2 separate regions of the Homo sapiens genome follow, and region 2 is linked to region 1. Evidence: chromatin loops called from intact Hi-C (ENCODE). Cell type or tissue: CD4-positive, alpha-beta T cell. All regions are shown on one strand.

The links. Peaks named below come from ENCODE experiments on the same cell type or tissue, not always from the same donor. Only the 100,000 strongest peaks of a DNase experiment are listed, where the experiment ranks them.
Region 2: a loop joins it to region 1, with 4 times the contacts of the local background. A loop is called at or near these places in 67 of 110 quality-filtered maps.

The regions. Positions count from the first base shown.
Region 1 is chr20:57,378,814-57,386,813 of GRCh38, reverse strand. It overlaps RAE1 (ribonucleic acid export 1), which reads right to left. Exons shown (of 12, transcript NM_003610.4): 12 at 7,612-8,000. RBM38-AS1 (RBM38 antisense RNA 1) reads left to right here. Exons shown (of 2, transcript NR_149006.1): 2 at 1,899-2,654. It overlaps LOC124904938 (a long non-coding RNA gene), which reads left to right and starts at 4,210. Exons shown (of 2, transcript XR_007067671.1): 1 at 4,210-8,000. RefSeq lists an enhancer at 4,747-5,041. In CD4-positive, alpha-beta T cell, CTCF peaks have their summits at 4,664 and 4,865 (motif pointing left); a DNase peak (open chromatin) is centred at 4,843.
Region 2 is chr20:57,429,246-57,437,245 of GRCh38, reverse strand. It overlaps LOC124904939 (a long non-coding RNA gene), which reads left to right. Exons shown (of 2, transcript XR_007067672.1): 2 at 2,097-2,585. Among named protein-coding and RNA genes, the nearest start is that of RBM38-AS1, 40 kb to the right of the region's middle. RefSeq lists enhancers at 1,322-1,381, 3,515-3,594, 4,456-4,505. In CD4-positive, alpha-beta T cell, no CTCF peak of the experiment used is centred here; DNase peaks (open chromatin) are centred at 1,535, 3,425, 4,155, 7,225 and 2 weaker places; H3K27ac peaks cover 1,225 bases.

The sequences.
Region 1 (8,000 bases):
AGGTGAGGAGAGTATCGAGGGTCATCCAGAGGGACCCATTGAAATCACAAGAGTCTCCATCTGAGGACGGCTCCAGATTTGACTAAGGAACGGGAATAGATGTGAGCCCAGAACAGGAGGCTGGAGTGATGCGGTCACAAGCCAAGGGTTGCTGGCAGCCACCAGAGGCCAGGAGAAGCAAGAAATGGATCCTCCCTTCAGGCCTCCAGAAGGAACCAGCCTTGCTGCCACCTTGATTTTAGTCCCCTAATAGTCATTTTGGATGTCAGGCTTCCAGAACTATAAGAGGATTCACTTTTGTGGTTCTGAGCCACTAAGCATGTGGCCATTTGTTACTGCAACCTCGGGAAACAACACAGCTCACATTGAAAGCTGAGCCCTCATCCCCTAGGGAAAGGAGTGTAGTCCAAGTGGCAAACTGGGGGTGCAGAAGAATGAGAAAGTGGGGAAGAGCCTGCTACTCCCTGTCAATAACCAAATGACCTGATTGGTCTCCTGTGCCAAAAGTTGTTCGTTGCCCCAGGATCTTTCTCATGAAGAGGGAGGTGGCCTTGCTATACAGTGTGGACAGGTGTGTCTGCGAGGGCAGGGGCTGCATAGGGGGCCTAGGCAGGTGCTGGCGCCAGCCTGCATGATGGCACTTGCCCCTGGGCTCGGTGTCCCCTCATCCTTTGGCTTCAAGATGGTGATGAGAGGCTGGGTGCTGGTGGGTAATCCCAACACTTTGGGAAGCCAAGGCGGGTGGATCCCTTGAGGTCAGGAGTTCAAGACCAGCCTGGCCTCCATCTCTACAAAAATTGTTGGGCGTGGTGCCTGTAATCCCAGCTACTCAGGAGGCTGAGGCAGAAGCATCACTTGAACCCAAGAGGTGGAGGTTGCAGTGAGCTGAGATCACGCCACTGAGATCACGAGATCACACCACCGCACTCCAGCCTGGGTGACAGAGGGAGACTCCATCTCAAAAACAAACAAACAAACAAAATGGTGGTGATGAAAGCTCTAGGAAAAGGAAGTGCCACGAAGAACAAGAATTCTTGCGAGCTGAGCTGGGCGGCCGAGACGTCAGGTAAGAAGCTGGACAGCTGCAGGCAGCGCCTTGATCAAGCCAAGGAAAGCAGCCACTGCTGGCAGGAAACGTGGGGCACAAACGCCCCAACTCTCTCAGGGACGCTACTGCTTCTGGTTTTCTGGCACCTTGCAGGTTAGCAGGTGAAGGGAAGCCTGCAGCGAATCCCCGAGCTGTGAGCTGCACGTGGCGCTGGGGCAGCGAATCCCCGAGCTGTGAGCTGCACGTGGCGCTGGGGAAGGCTGAGTTTGTTTCTGCAGTGGCTGTGAGGGTGGCACAGGCCGGAGATCCTGCCCCCACCAGCGCCGCTACAAGACGCTCAACACTGCCTGCCCTGGGAGCCCGGTGCGCGGTGGCTGGTGCTGTGGATCCTGCAGACACCAGGTCATGCAGCCCAAATGCAAGTGGCCACTGCGGAAGACTGTAGTGGTCACCTTGAGCTGCTGTCACAAACTACCACAGGCCGGGAGACCGAGCGACAGAAGTTTATTCTCTTAGAGTTCTGAGGGCACAAGTCTGAGATCTGGATGTCTGCAGGGCTGGCTCCTTGCAAGGCCTTCTCTGTGGTGTGCGGACCTCGCCCTCTTCCTGTGTCTTCATGCGGCCCTTCCTCTGTCCTTGTCTGTGTCCAGATTTCCTGGTCTAGGATACCAGACCTATTGGACCAGGGCCCAGCCTAGTGACCTCATTTTATCTGAATTGACTGTTTAAAGACCATGTCTCCAAAATACAGTCCTAATCTGAGGTACTAGGAGTGAGGACTTCAACATATGAATCTGGAGGACGACAGCTCAGCCCATAACAAATATTAATACTGATTTTCCTTTTGTAGGCAACCGTCAGGTGCTAAGCAGAACCATGCTTGGGCCTTCCACACCAGTCAAGGTACTCTCACAGCAAAGCCCCACCGAAGGGGCCCACAGGTTGGATTCGAGGTACGTGAAGTCCCAAGAGATGACATGAAGCCCCAAATGGATGCCCTGGCTCCCCAGCACCAGAGGGAAACGCCCCCTCACCGAAGACAGTGGCAAGTGCCATGCTTCAAGTAACACAGGGAGCGGCCTCCAGTGCACCTGTTTTAGCAGCCAGTCCTGGAGGCAGAAAGATTTACAAGGGAGTGGAAAGGCTGGCAAACACAGGACACATGGAGATGCCCAAAGTCAGTGGGGGTCAGGGTTCAACCTGGAAATGCAGTCTTCTCAGCTGAGGAAGGCAGTGAGTCCTGGCCAGGAAGCCGGTCCAAGCCCCTGCCTCGTCCCCAGTTCACCTCGTGAAAGCTGATGAATGACCAATGCTTGCAGAGGGGTCTGGAGTAATGGCGGCACCGTATTAAGGGGCGATCAGGCTGTATCTTGACACTGGGATTCATAAGAGGAGGAAGAAACCTATCATGCTGACGGGTAGTGAAGAAGAGAAATGAAAGACAAAAGACACAAGAGAAGGCCAGGTGCAGTGGTTCACTCCTGTAATCCCAGCTACCTGGGAGGCTGAGACAGGAGAATCGCCTGAACCCGGGAGGCAGAGGGCGCACTGAGCTGAGATCACGCCACTGCAGTGCAGCCTGGACGACAGGGCGAGACTCAGTCTCAAAAAAAAAAAAAAAAAAAAAGACACCAGAGAGTGCTGCCGCCAGTGAGCTGACGGAATCCGCAGTGTGGATTCGGGCCCGTAGGATGCTGGGGATTGTCAGTGCCTTCTTTGAGCTTTGTCTCCTCCCATACTGCCTCCTCTGCACCACAGTCAGGAGGGAAAAAGAATAAAAGATTAAGAATGCAGGTCAGTTCTTTTTCGGGAGCCGATTTACATTTTAAGCAAGTATGCAACAGGTGTTTCTCATTGGCTTTCGAAACAGCCCTCACCTGAAAAAATATTTTTCAATAGATTGATGCAAAATTCACAATAGGCTCTTAGACTGTGGTGATGGTTTCATGGGTGTATGTTTATCTCCAAACTCATCAAGTTGTATAAGTTAAATATGTACAGCCTTTTATATGTCACACTTCAATAAAGTGTAAAAACTCACACAGTCGGCTACGAAACTGTTTACACTGCCCATATTTGCCTTACAGTGACCTAACACCTGTCATAATAAAACCCTCAAAGGTGCAGCCACAACCTCTCCTGGCTTCTCCCATCTCCGTGGGATAAATGTAGGCCGTGAGATAGGGGAACCGCAGTGAGCAGGAAGACCTCGCAGAGCTGTGAAACATTGCCAGGCTCTGATTAACAAGCCAGTACCTTGCAAGGAAATACAATGCTTGTGTTGAGACTGCCTTTCCTAAACACTATAGCCAGGCCCTGGGGTCTGGGGCTTATACAGCTTTTTAAGAGCCTACAAAAATGTTGAAGGGCAGAGAGGTAGAAAGAAAGAAAAAGAGAACTGGCTTGAAGATATTTAAAAACAACAACCCCAGCCTGGGTGTGGTGGCTTACACCTGTAATACCAGCACTTTGGGAGGCCAAGGCGGGAGGACTGCTTGAGCGCAGGAGTTTGAGATCAGCCTGGGCACACACGGTAAAACCCTGTATCCACCAAAAATACAAAAAAATAAAAAATAAATAAAAAACAGAGCCTGGTGTGGTGGTGCACACTTGTAGTCTCAGCTACTCAGGAGGCTGAGGTGGGAGGATACTTGAGCCCGAAAGGCAGAGGCTGCAGTGAGCCGAGATTGCACCACTGCACTCCAACCTGGGAGATACAGCAAGATGCTATCCTCCCCCCAAAAAAACCAAAAACAAACAAGAAAAATCCCCAAATTAATCCGTTTAAGTAAAGGCCTACAAATGTAATACTGGAGACCTCACAAACTATTTAGTGTTCTAATATCCAATCAATTTGAAAACAATTTGTAGCTTTGTAGGAAACGCTGCACTTTGTGAGAAATTCCCTATTATTCGAGGTCATGATTAAGAAATCAACATGGAGTGTACGCTTACGGCCAAATCATTTCAGAAGTAAAATAGGAAAGTTTTTCAAAGAATTTGCCTTCAAAACAATGTGTATTTAAAGCAGGATGTGGGTGCATTTTAATATTTGGTGTGGAGTGGTGGGTGACACCTCCAAAAGTCAGATGACCTAGTGCAGTGATGTCCCAGAGAAAGATGAATACAACATGAGCCACGAATGGAATCTACAATTTCCAGTAGCCACATTTTAACAAATATAAGCAGGGGAAAGTTAAATTATCCAAAATAGTATCATTTGAATGTGTAATTGGTATGAAAATTAATGGCATTTACATTAATTTCAAGAGCATGTGTTTAGTTCATTTTTTTTGGCGCTAAGCCTTTGAAATCTGCTGTTTTAGGTTTACATCTCAATTCCAACGGGCCACAGAGCCTCAAAGTTACTAACACGAGTCTTAAAGTGACCTGTTTGCCACCACCAGGGATTTGTGTTTCCCATATCACGGCAGGGATGATGCTATGGGGCACGGGAGTGCTCAGAGGCCCCCACACCGCGGGCGCCAAGGCTTCAGTGTTCCACGAGGAAACCATCGCGGACATTAAGTTTGAAACAGAAAAATCAGGGTCCCACCTCTGACAAATTATCTCCTTTAGCATTTTCCAAGGAGGCCTTCAATCTAAGTGTGTTATTTTTAAGACGATTCTTCTGACAGCATAAGCAATGTTTTGATTCTACTTCCCAAATATCCTAAAAGCTTAGCAACACAACAAAAAATGGAAGGGGGTGGCCAACACTTCATTTCTTTTAATGAACTCAAGTCTGTGAAACTGAACACAGAAACACATGCTCCAATGTTGGCATTGGGGCCATTCGCGCCATCTGCTGGCCAGACCTAAGCACAACACCCGGCTCCTGGGGAAAGAATCTTAGAGACAAGCAAGATCTCCAGTCACTTGGTCTCTGGACCTTTTTGTCCCGCCTGTATACCGACAGCACAGCCCCATTGAGCAGGAGACTTCTCATGGATGTCATCCTCACTGGCACTCGTAGTAGCAGCTACATTCAAACTCCACATCACGGGCCAGCCACAGGGGCACTTTTACGCTTTAACTCTTTGACTACTCACACAACCATTATGATAGCTACTTTTAATGTCTCCCATTTTACAGATGAGGTCACTGAGGCTCAGAGGGTTAAATCACAGGCTTAAACAAAGGGTAAATCACATGTTAGCAAAGTTGGTGACAGAGTTGGAATTGAAGGTGGGCAGTCCAATTTCAAGTACATGTTTTTTTGTTTTTTGAGACGGGGTCTCACTCTGTCGTGATCTAGGCTCACTGCAATCTCCACCTCCTGGGCTCAAGCACTTGAGCAATTCTCACGCCTCAGCCTCCCCAGTAGCCGGGATTACAGGCAGGTGCCACCGTGCCCAGCAAATTTTTGTATTTTTAGTAGAGACGGGTTTTGCCTTGTTGGCCAGGCTGGTGTGGAACTCTCGGCCTCAAGTGGCCCGCCTGCCTCGGCCTCCCAAAGTGCTGGGATTACAGGCATGAGCCACCGCACCCAGCCCCCTGTTCTTAATTGCAATGTTATAAGGTTATTTCAAATATAATTAATATAATCATCCCTCCCATTTTGGGGAGACCTCAAGTGCAGTTATGGCTTAGTACTTGAGGTCACCGAAGCTAAGAACTCATCCTAAACCATACAAAAAGTGACAGGCACAGAGAAGAATCCCACCCCAGGATATGAAAATATCTCATACATACATAGATTCTGTGATTTTGTGTGGCTCCACTAAAAGAAACGCTCACTGCAACAACTACGTTCATTTCACAACCTACGAATGGGTCATGAGTGAATTCGGAAAAGGCTGGCTTAGGCACTCCCGAGTGTTCAAGAACATGTGTTTAGTTCATGTTTTAGAGTCTCTCCTCCAAAAGAGACGAAAATTTTGGTTGAATGAGAAAAACAAACATTTCCTACATGACTCAATAAAATTTCTTTGAGACAGGGTCTTGCTTTGTTGCCCAGGCTGGTCTGGAACTCCTGGCCTCAAGTGATCCTCCCGCCTTGGCCTCCCAAAGTGCTGAGACTCCAGGCGTGAGCCACCACGCCTGGCCCTTGCTGTTTACCTTCTCTTGGTGGTGATTTTCTGGTGAAAGTCAGCAAGCTCACTGCCAGCAGGCCAGGCACTTGCCGCATCCTTTGTTCTTCCTCTGCCAGAGGATCTCTGGTGTGAAGCTAACCCGAAAACGGGGTGAGGCAGGCGGGTTCAGCTGGCCCCTTTGACTGAGAGGGTTTTCACAGGCAGGCTCACATGCACACGTGCACACACGTGAGCACAGGCTCACAGACAGGTGTCTCACACAAACCCACCACAGCTCCATCCTGCTTCCAACCAAACATGACAGGAACCGAGTGCACCTTCCTGTGCCCACCCTAAATCCCTGCCACCTTGTTGCAGCAGCATCTTTACACAAAGTTCTTCCCATGAGGCCCTGTTCCCACAGTGAGGAACCAAGGAAGCGATGTTACAACAAAGACTGGGAGGAAAGCCAGGCAAAACCAAGCAGAAAATCAAGGGAAAGGTGAGTGTTCATGGTGGCATCCTGGTGGCAGGCAGATGGCAGGTGTATGTTCACTGCCAAAACCCTTTCCACTTTTGTGGATGTTTTAAAATTTTCATATGTTGGAAAAAATTAAGTGAAAGAACACAATTTGTCTTCTCCATGAGGTTTATATACTTTACTTTCAACGAAAGCAGCTCTTAACAGGGTGTGCAGTCAATATTTAATGGCAGGACGGCTTGACATTTAGTGAAACAAAGAGCCAAGATTACACTAGTATCTCTTTGAAGTAGAAGATGCCATCAAACTTATGAATACTTAATGAGCACCTACTGCATGCAACTTACAGGTGCCTGCAAAGATGCTGAAGTTTAAGATGAAGAGTTCCTCTAAGACTTCATATGCATTTTAGGAAACATGAACATAAATATTTGAAGAAGCTTAACGATCTCAGTGAATACTTCCTAGATCCTCATTAGCAAACATGTAGTGTGCTTTTATGCTTTAGGTCCTGGGCAGCAGAGAAATGAGCCTGGGCCTCATCTAGGGTTCACATCCTGGTGGCAGCAGAGCTCCCTCCCAGGTTCTGACAGCCCAGTCCAATCTTGGATTTATGCAAATGTTTTAAATTTGCCAATTACAAAAACTATCCCCTTGGGGAGGTGGCAAGGTCCCATCCTGGGAAAGCGCACTCTAAAAGGCCTGCAATTTAGACTCATTTTCCACCCTAGCCCGTCACTAGGGGTGGTAAAAACAATGAAACTCTGGCTAAGCTAAAGCTGAATATGAAAGTTGGCTGCTGAGATAATCAAGCTTCAATCTCCCCTCACAGCAGTCTTATGCTAGCTAGATCTTCCCCACGTTGATAAGACCACAGGCTTGATTCATAAAGTGAAGAGGAAAATGAGCTGGAAACCGTTAACCTGAAAATTCAGATATTTTTCTAGTGCACCTGCTTTTTTATCTCTAAAAAATAAGTTTTCGGGCTAAAAAAACAGGGCTGGAGAGTGGGTGGGTCTGAATTCATTGTGACCTACCAAAGAATTTAAACCACTGAGTGCAGGTGGTCTCTTCCAGTAGAAAATTTTATTTTCATTGTTTTTTATGAGTAGGCAAACACATCTTACAACACTATCGATACTAGAATTTTACACTCAGCAAGTCAGACTTCACACATTAGTCCAAACAGAAAGGCCTAAGAAGCATTTGAGATCACAGGTGAGAAATACAGTGACAGACCCAAAAGTCACACTTTTTCTCAGCCCAGCTGAATTTCATTTTGAATACTTACCAACCAGGAATTTTAAATTACACAAAATACAAAAGAACAGCCAAACAACCACTACTGAGGGTTCAGGGCAATTCCCATGCAGGGGACCGGGGTGGGTAAGAGTTCAGGGCAATTCCCATGCAGGGGGCTTGGGTTCTAACTTGAAAGTCACGCAAGTGTCACCCA
Region 2 (8,000 bases), 50 kb before region 1:
AGGGAGAAGCAGAGGGGAGGGCAAAGATCCCAGAGACTCAAGAATCTGCCACCCAGGCCCTGGCGACTAAAACAAGGCCAGGATGAGGAGAGGCTGGTAAGACCCACACCATCCGGAGTGACCTTGCCAGGGGCTAAGGAGGGCCCTTGCCCAGGGTTCCCAAACTTCATGCATTCTGAGGCTCCCTCTGTGACCTTGACCATCTCATCTGGTCTACCATTTGTTTCATACTTTTCTTTAAAATGACTCAGATTTTTTTCTTTTTTTTTTTACTTAAATGTTTATTTTAGCCCTTTGGGAGGCCGAGGCCTATGGATCACTTGAGGTTAGGAGTTCGAGACCAGCCTGGTCAACATGGTGAAACCCCATCTCTACCAAAAATACAAAAATTAGCTTGGCATGGTGGCACATGCCTGTAGTCCCAACTACTTGGGAGGCTGAGGCTGGAGGATCACTTGAACCCAGGAGGTGGAGGTTGCAGTGAACCAAGACTGCACCACTGTACCCCAACCTGGGGGACAGAGTGAGACCCTGTCTCAAAAAAGTAAATACAATAAATAAATAAATGTCTATTTTAAAAGGAAATTCTGTTGCACCAATGTAAATGGAAAACCAGTATCACTTGCTTTGCAGATGACTCTGAAAATAAGCACAGTGGCCATCAGTCGTGTTTAGTATTGACCAGGATTTCAGATGCTGTCACAGTGTGTTCGTAAACTGCCACCTGCACACGCCAGGAGCCTGGGGCCTGCTCTCTCAGATGGAGCGGGGGGTAAGCAGGAGTTGGCCAGTATTAAAGACACATGAGCCCCCAGCTCAGCCGAGAAGAAGAGAACAATCATTGGAGACAAACAGCTATTCCCCTGGACACTGTGCCTACCACACAGGGCACCCAGTGGACTGCGATGGCCAGAGTCCCATTTCTGGCACACTCATCCAGGCCAGCCAGAGTTGGGGAGACTGGACCCCAAGAGCAGAGGTCACATCAACACCCACACCAGCCTCAGGCACGTCCCCTTGTCCCCTTGTCCTCTCCGCACAGGCAAGAGATCCCCAACCTCTGCCCTGTGCCAAGAGCATGTCCGAAATTTCACAACTACCTTTATGTGGCAGGTGCCTGGAGCTGGAGCTATCCTTCCAGCACCTACAACCACGAGGCCCCCGGGCGTCTTCCCAGAGGGAAACACTGGGTTTAAGGGCATCAGTTCAACTGTTCAACTCCCATGAAGGCAGCGTGAATGGTCTGACTCCGCTCCTGGGCAAGCACAAGAGTATGTGCCAATCGGGTGTGTGGGCTGGCCTGGCCACCAACACAGGTCTCTGGGGACGGTGGCTTGCCCGCATTCCAGAACCACAGGCTGGGGCATGCCTGCCGGGCGGCCGGCTCTCTTACCGCCAGGCAGAAGGGGACAGAAGCCCTTTGTCTTCCCGTCACATCCCAGAGTTGGCACATCCCCAGGAGCTGCGGTCACCTCCTCTTTCGCAGACAAGGTTGCCTCATGTTGCTAAGAAACAGCTTGGAGGGAGGGGAACCCAAGCTCCAGGTGGCGCTGAGGTGCCTCAGCTCTGAGCCCCTGAGCGGCTGTGGAGGGAGGGCTGGCCTCTGTTGTGTCCCCTGCTTATTGTAAAATGGGAGGTTCATAAACCACAACTCACAGAGCAGTGGAAAGGATCAAAGAGCTAATGCGTGTCCGGCACCTCGCGTAGTGTGAGCGCTCCACAAGTGTGAGCAAGGGACGTCTGGGTTGTTTTCTTTTTTCCACCTCTCAGTTTAAATAAGGTTGCTGTGAACGCTTTTCCTGCTGAGGGTTATTTCCTCAGATGCAGAACCCCGCCTCAAGATAATATTCGAGGTCGGGGGGTCAGGCAGCTGCGTGGGGCTTTTTCCATGCAGACAGAAGCATCTTCAAAATCGGAATCTGTTTACAGCAAAGGGATGTGTTATTTTCCCCGCATCCTTTGCAGCACTGGGCTTGTTTTATCGATTTTTTTTTCTCATTCGATCAGCAAGGCTGTGCATTCCTCCGTGTACTGTTTAACTGTCTGTATTTCCTGAGGGATTCATGGTTTGTTCACTGCCTTTGATTGTTTTTCAGGTGGTGTCTGGGACAGTGCCTGGTGCTGTCAGCTGGAGCTGGCAGGCCCACATTGGAAGCATCTTCTAAGTAGGAAGGGGAGACAAGGGCTTGAAGCTGGGGGAGATGGGGAAAGCCTCCCGCCCCATCCACGCCATTCCTGCCTTCCCCTCGTCCTGGGTATTTTGGAGCCTGCCAGCTGAGGAGTGCTCTCCCAGGGTTGGGACTGCAGGCGCCTGACAAACTGAAGAGCACTGAAGCTGGAGATGCAAAGAAGAGGGAGCATTGACTATGTTCTTGGAGCAACGAGCAAGTCAGTGAGGCACGCGTGTGACAGGTGCCTTTCCTGAACCCAGCAATCCTCCTCCCCTTTCCCTGGCTCTCCTGGGAACTCCTAATGAAGTCAGAATAAGCCACTCCATCAATTTATGATCCCCAGATGACTGTGTCCCTTTGCTCCTTAATCACTCAGGTACCCAGATTCTCTATTAGCAAGAAGCCCAGAACCCCCTTCTCGAGTCCTCTCTCGTTTTCAATCTTCCAAGGACACCGAAGTCTTCCTTAACCCACTGCTGGGGGTTGACTGCCGAAGGTCACTGATGCCGGGGCATCTTGCCACCACATGGGGGCACTGCCAAAGATGTGTGCAGAATAGTCCTGCAGACACTGCGCTCGGCAGCGGAGCTCATGCTAGGCGAACCCTTGCCTGGGTGTTGGAGGTCACCCACACTTGAGACTTGAGTTTACAGCTCTCATGGGTCACTCTTAAATACTCAGAGCAGAATGCCAAGTGACTCCTCATCCATGCTCCATGCACCCTGGATCCCAGAACGGGGCACATCACTTTCCTCCACCACTGTCGCCCTGCTCGCCACCACCTCCTCCCGCTAGGCCGGGCTTTCTCAACCGCCACCCCTTTGACATTTGGGGCCAGATCTTTCTCCGCTGTGGGGACATGGCAGGATGCTTGGCAGCACCCCTGGCCTCTGCCTATCAGGTGCCTGTAGCACACCACCACTATGACAAGAAAAAATGTCTCTAGACATTGCCCAACATCCCCTGAGGAGCAGAATGGCCCCAGTGGAGAGCCAGTGCCCTAGACTATTGGGGTACCACCCCTCCACGCTGGCCTGGACCCCCTCTACACTGGCCTAGACCCTCTCAACACTGGCCTGAACCCCCTTCATGCTGGCCTGGACCCCCTCCAACTGGCCTGGACTCCCTCCCCTGGCCCCTTGCCTCCCTTTCTTGACATCACAGTAGGGGTGAGCTTTAAAAAAACCACACAGCTCGTGATGCATGTCACGCTAGGTTCAAAAGCGCTGGGTGGTTTCTCTTGGTATTTGAGATCCACACCTCTGCCTTAGTGCCCGGGCCCTGCAGGGCCTGACCTCACCCCTGTCTCCAGCTTGACTGGCTCCCACACCAGGCACAAGAGCCCTGGCTGTGACATCAGCACGCTCTGTCCTCTCTGCCTTAAGCCCTGTTCAGTCTGTCGCTGCATTCCAGGCCCTTCCACACCCCAGGGGCCTGCAGAGGCCCTGGGACCCCGCCCCTGGTGTTGCCCACTCTACTACGCCTCTTGGTCCATCTGCCTGATTTATGCCTTCATTACCTTTCCTTAGTTATATCCGGTTTCTGTTTTATTAGTTTATTTTTATTGTATTTACTTCTGTCATTCCCATTAGACTGTCAGCTCCGTGAAGGCAGGGGCCTGTCTTGTTCCCTGCCGTATCCCCAGAGTCTAGAACGGCACCTGGGTTGTGGGAGGCACCCAGAAAACACCAGGTCCCTGAAGGAATGAATGAAATGGGAGTGGGCTTCTCTTGTCCTGGAAATGGGCCTTGTCCCCCACATGGCTGTGGAGCTGCAGAGGGGGAGGCTGGAACTACTGTCCTATGGGCCCCTGTGGGCTCAAGAATCCTGCACTCAGCCTAGGACCTGCAGGCTTCGTGTCTCTGGCTCTTGGGAAACAGGTGGAAACTTCCTTCCCGAGAGCCGGAAGCAGCCGCAGGCCCCGCCACACCCAGCCCTGGCCCAGCTCAAGGCGAGGCCCTGGGTCTAAATATAGAAAGTGGGTTGTGAGAGGGCGGGTTTCTTCTCTGGTGAGAGGAAGTGGCTGCTCTGATTAAAACCGGGGTTTGTTCACCCCTCATTGAGACAGTCCTCCCCACCAGCCAGGAAGAAAGGAAATGTGGCAAAATGAACCCAGCCAATGGGGCCTTCCAAAAAGGCCCGGAGAAAGCACCCGGGGGGCAGATGGTCTCTTGTTCCTCCCTGGGGAATGGCTGGGAACCCTGCAGTGAGACACAGGGGCTGCGTGTCCCTGAGCCAACTCTAGCCGCTCTGGGTCTCAGTTTGAAAAAAAAGGGATTGGCCAGATTTGATTTTCAAAGCTGATGTTACCTGGTATTGCCTGAATCAGGAGCTCTCTGAGTCTCAGTTTCCCTATCTGCAGAATGGGTTGATGATGACCATGCCTGTAACAGAACGGCTAGTAGGATTCAAGGAGGCAGTGTGTGTGGCTGGCCTAGGGCAGAGCTGGCACATGACCAGGGCTCCGAAGGTGCTCGCTGTTGTCAGATGTCCACATGAAGTTTGACAAAATGAACGCAGAGCCCCTTGTTGAAACATTACCAGGAATTTCAAGATGGGCTGGGCGCAGTGGCTCATGCCTATAATCCCAGCACTTTAGGAGGCCGAGGCAGGCGGATCGCTTGAGGTCAGGAGTTCAAGACCAGCCTGACCAACATGGTGAGACCCTGTCTCTACTAAAAATACAAAAATTAGCCAGGAATGTGGTGCACGCCTGTAATCCCAGCTACTCAGGAGGCTGAGACAGGAGAATCACTTGAACCTGGGAGGCGGAGTTTGCAGTGAGTGGAGATCATGCCCATGGGTGACAGAGTGAGAACTCTGTCTCAGAAAAAAAAAAAGAAAGAAGAATTTCAAGATGGTAACAGCAGAGCAGGAAACCCTGAGCAGGGCCCTTCCGAGCCCTGCGTGACTGTCCTGGCTTCTGAGCCCTGAGTGACTGTCCTGGCTTCTGAGCCCTGCGTGACTGTCCTGGATCATGCATCCTGATAGGATGATTTCTATCAGAGGAGCCTCGGGGAGCCTACAGAGCAGTGCACAGCCCCCAAGCCCACCCCCAGCCCAGGCCCACGCTTCCCCCACCCCCGACCCGCTGCCCTGCTGCAGTTCCACGGATGGCCCGTTTGAAGAAGGTGATGAAAGTAGTAAAAAGGTGATGATGCCCAAATGCCAGTCCTCGGGGGACGGGTGTGACAGGGCTGAGCCCTGGGGTGGGTGGGGGCTGCTCTTCCAAGAATGGGCCTCACCTATACCCCTCCTCCCTGGACCTCAACATGTCATCAGTGGAAAACACAAAATCGAAGCACTGTGCACAGCGCAGATCATTCTCATGTGAGCTGTTTCACTGGTGCACACAAAACTATGGTCCTGCAAATTGCTGTAATCATAAATAGGCAGGTGAGGCCAGGCGCCGTGGCTTATGCCTGTAATCCCACTCAAGCCCTGAGCTTGACCCTGGCAAGCCAGGACCACCATCTCCAGAAAGAAAGAAAAGGTGCAAAGAGAGTAAGTGCAGAGAGTTCCCATACGCCCTTCACCCAGCTTCTTTCCTATTAGCATTTTACAAAACCACAGGACAATCAGCAACACTAAGGCATTCACATTGATGCAATAATTTTTTTTTTTTTTTTGAGACCAAGTCTTGCTTTGTCACCCAGGCTGGAGTGCAGTGGTGCAATCTCATCTCACTGCAGCCTTCACCTCCCAGGTTCAAGTGATTCTCCTGCCTCAGCTTCCCGAGTAGCTGGGATTACAGGCACGTGCCACCACGCCTGCCTAATTTTTTGTATTTTCAGTAGAGACGGGGTGTTACTATGTTGGCCAGGCTGATCTTGAACTCCTGGCTTCAGATGATCCACCTGCCTCGGCCTCCCAAAGTGCTGGGATTACAGGCGTGAGCCACTGTGCCCGGCCGATGCAATAATATGAATCAGACCATAGGTCACGTTCAGGACTCACAGCTTCTTCCTGATGTCCACTTTCTGCTCCAGGATCTCACGTCACACTGCAACCACCCAGGGGCCTTTCCCTGGGCTTTCTTTGTCTTTTGTGACCTTGACATAGTGAAGAGTATTACGTATTTTGCAAAGTGTGCCTCAGTTCGGGTTTGCCTGATGTCCTCTTGTGTTTTAAAATAGTATGTAATTCATATTCCACAAAATTTGCTCTTTTAAGTTTGTAAATTAGGCCAGGCACAGTGGCTTATGCCAGCTCTTTGGGAGGCTGAGGCAGGAGGATCACTTGAGCCCAGGAGTTTGAGACCAGCCTGGGTGACATAGGGAGACCCCGTCTCGAGAAAAAAAAAACGTTTTTAAAAAATTAGCCAGGCGGCCGGGCGCGGTGGCTCATGCCTGTAATCCCAGCACTTTGGGAGGCTGAGGCAGGTGGATCACGAGGTCAGGAGTTCGAGACTAGCCTGGCCAACATAGTGAAACCCCATCTCTACTAAAAATACAAAAAATTAGCCGGGCATGGTGGCATGTGCCTGCAGTCCCAGCTACTTGGGAGGCTGAGGCAGGAGAAACGCTTGAACCCAGGAGGCAGAGGTTGTGGTGAGCTGAGATTGCACCATTGCATTCCAGCCTGGGCAACAAAGCCAGACTCCAACTCAAAAAAAAATTAGCCAGGCATGGTGGTGAGTGTCTGTGGTCACCAGCTACTTGGGAGGCTGAGGGATAGCTTGAACGCAGGAGTTTGAGGCTGCAGCAAGCCATGATCACACCACTGCACTCCAGCCTGGGCAACGGAGCAAGACCCCATCTCTAAAACAAATCAATCAACAAAAGTACACAATTTAGTGGGTTTTAGTGTGTATGCAAAGTTGTGCAACTGTCACCATGATCTAACTCCATAACATTTCCGTCACCCCAGAAGGAGACCCTGTCCCCAGGCCCCTCTCTGTTCACCTCAGTGTCACTCTCTCTCCTGCCTGTCTCCCTCATTCTCTCTTGCCTGCATTTCTGCTTTTCTTTCATGTTCTGTTGGAGTGACTGCCTCTGAGTCACGCTGACTACTCCACCTTTGCCTCTCTCCGTCCGACTCCCTCCACTTCTCACTTCTCGTTCTGTGTCACTGTTGCTCATCCAGCACACAGCTATTGGTCACTTTTATTCATCCAGGGCACAGCTATTGGTCACTTATATTCATCCATAGCACAGCTACTGGTCACTTATATTCATCCATAGCACAGCTACTGGTCACTTATATTCATCCAGAGCACAGCTATTGGTCACTTTTATTCATCCAGTGCGTAGCTATTGGTCAATTTTATTCAACCAGAGCACAGCTATTGGTCACTCGCTCACCCAGCACACAGCTATTGGTCACTTGTTCATCCAGTACACAGCTATTGGTCACTTATATTCATCCAGTGCACAGCTATTGGTCACTTATATTCATCCAGCACACAGCTATTGGTCACTTATATTCATCCAATGCACAGCTCTTGGTCACTTATATTCACCTAGTGCGCAGCTATTGGTCACTTTTATTCATCCAGAGCACAGCTATTGCATGCCCAGGGTAAGCACGGATGGCCTTGGAAGGGACAGCCGGTGCTCACAGCACAGTTTCTAGAGTAGAATGACATGAGTTCAAGCCCCAGTTCTACTGAGTATAGCTGAGTAGCTGAGCGGCCATGGGTACGTCACTCACCCTCTCTGAGCCTCAGTTTCCTCCTCTGTAAAGCAGGCTGCCGTGAAAGCTAACAGAGAGAATGTCTGCCAAGTGCTGAGTTCCCACCTGACATGCAGAGCGCTCCTTGCCCAGCGTTGGGTTTATCACCCCGACGATGGTTGCTCTCCTGGCTGGTGGGGAGAGCTGCCCAGGCCA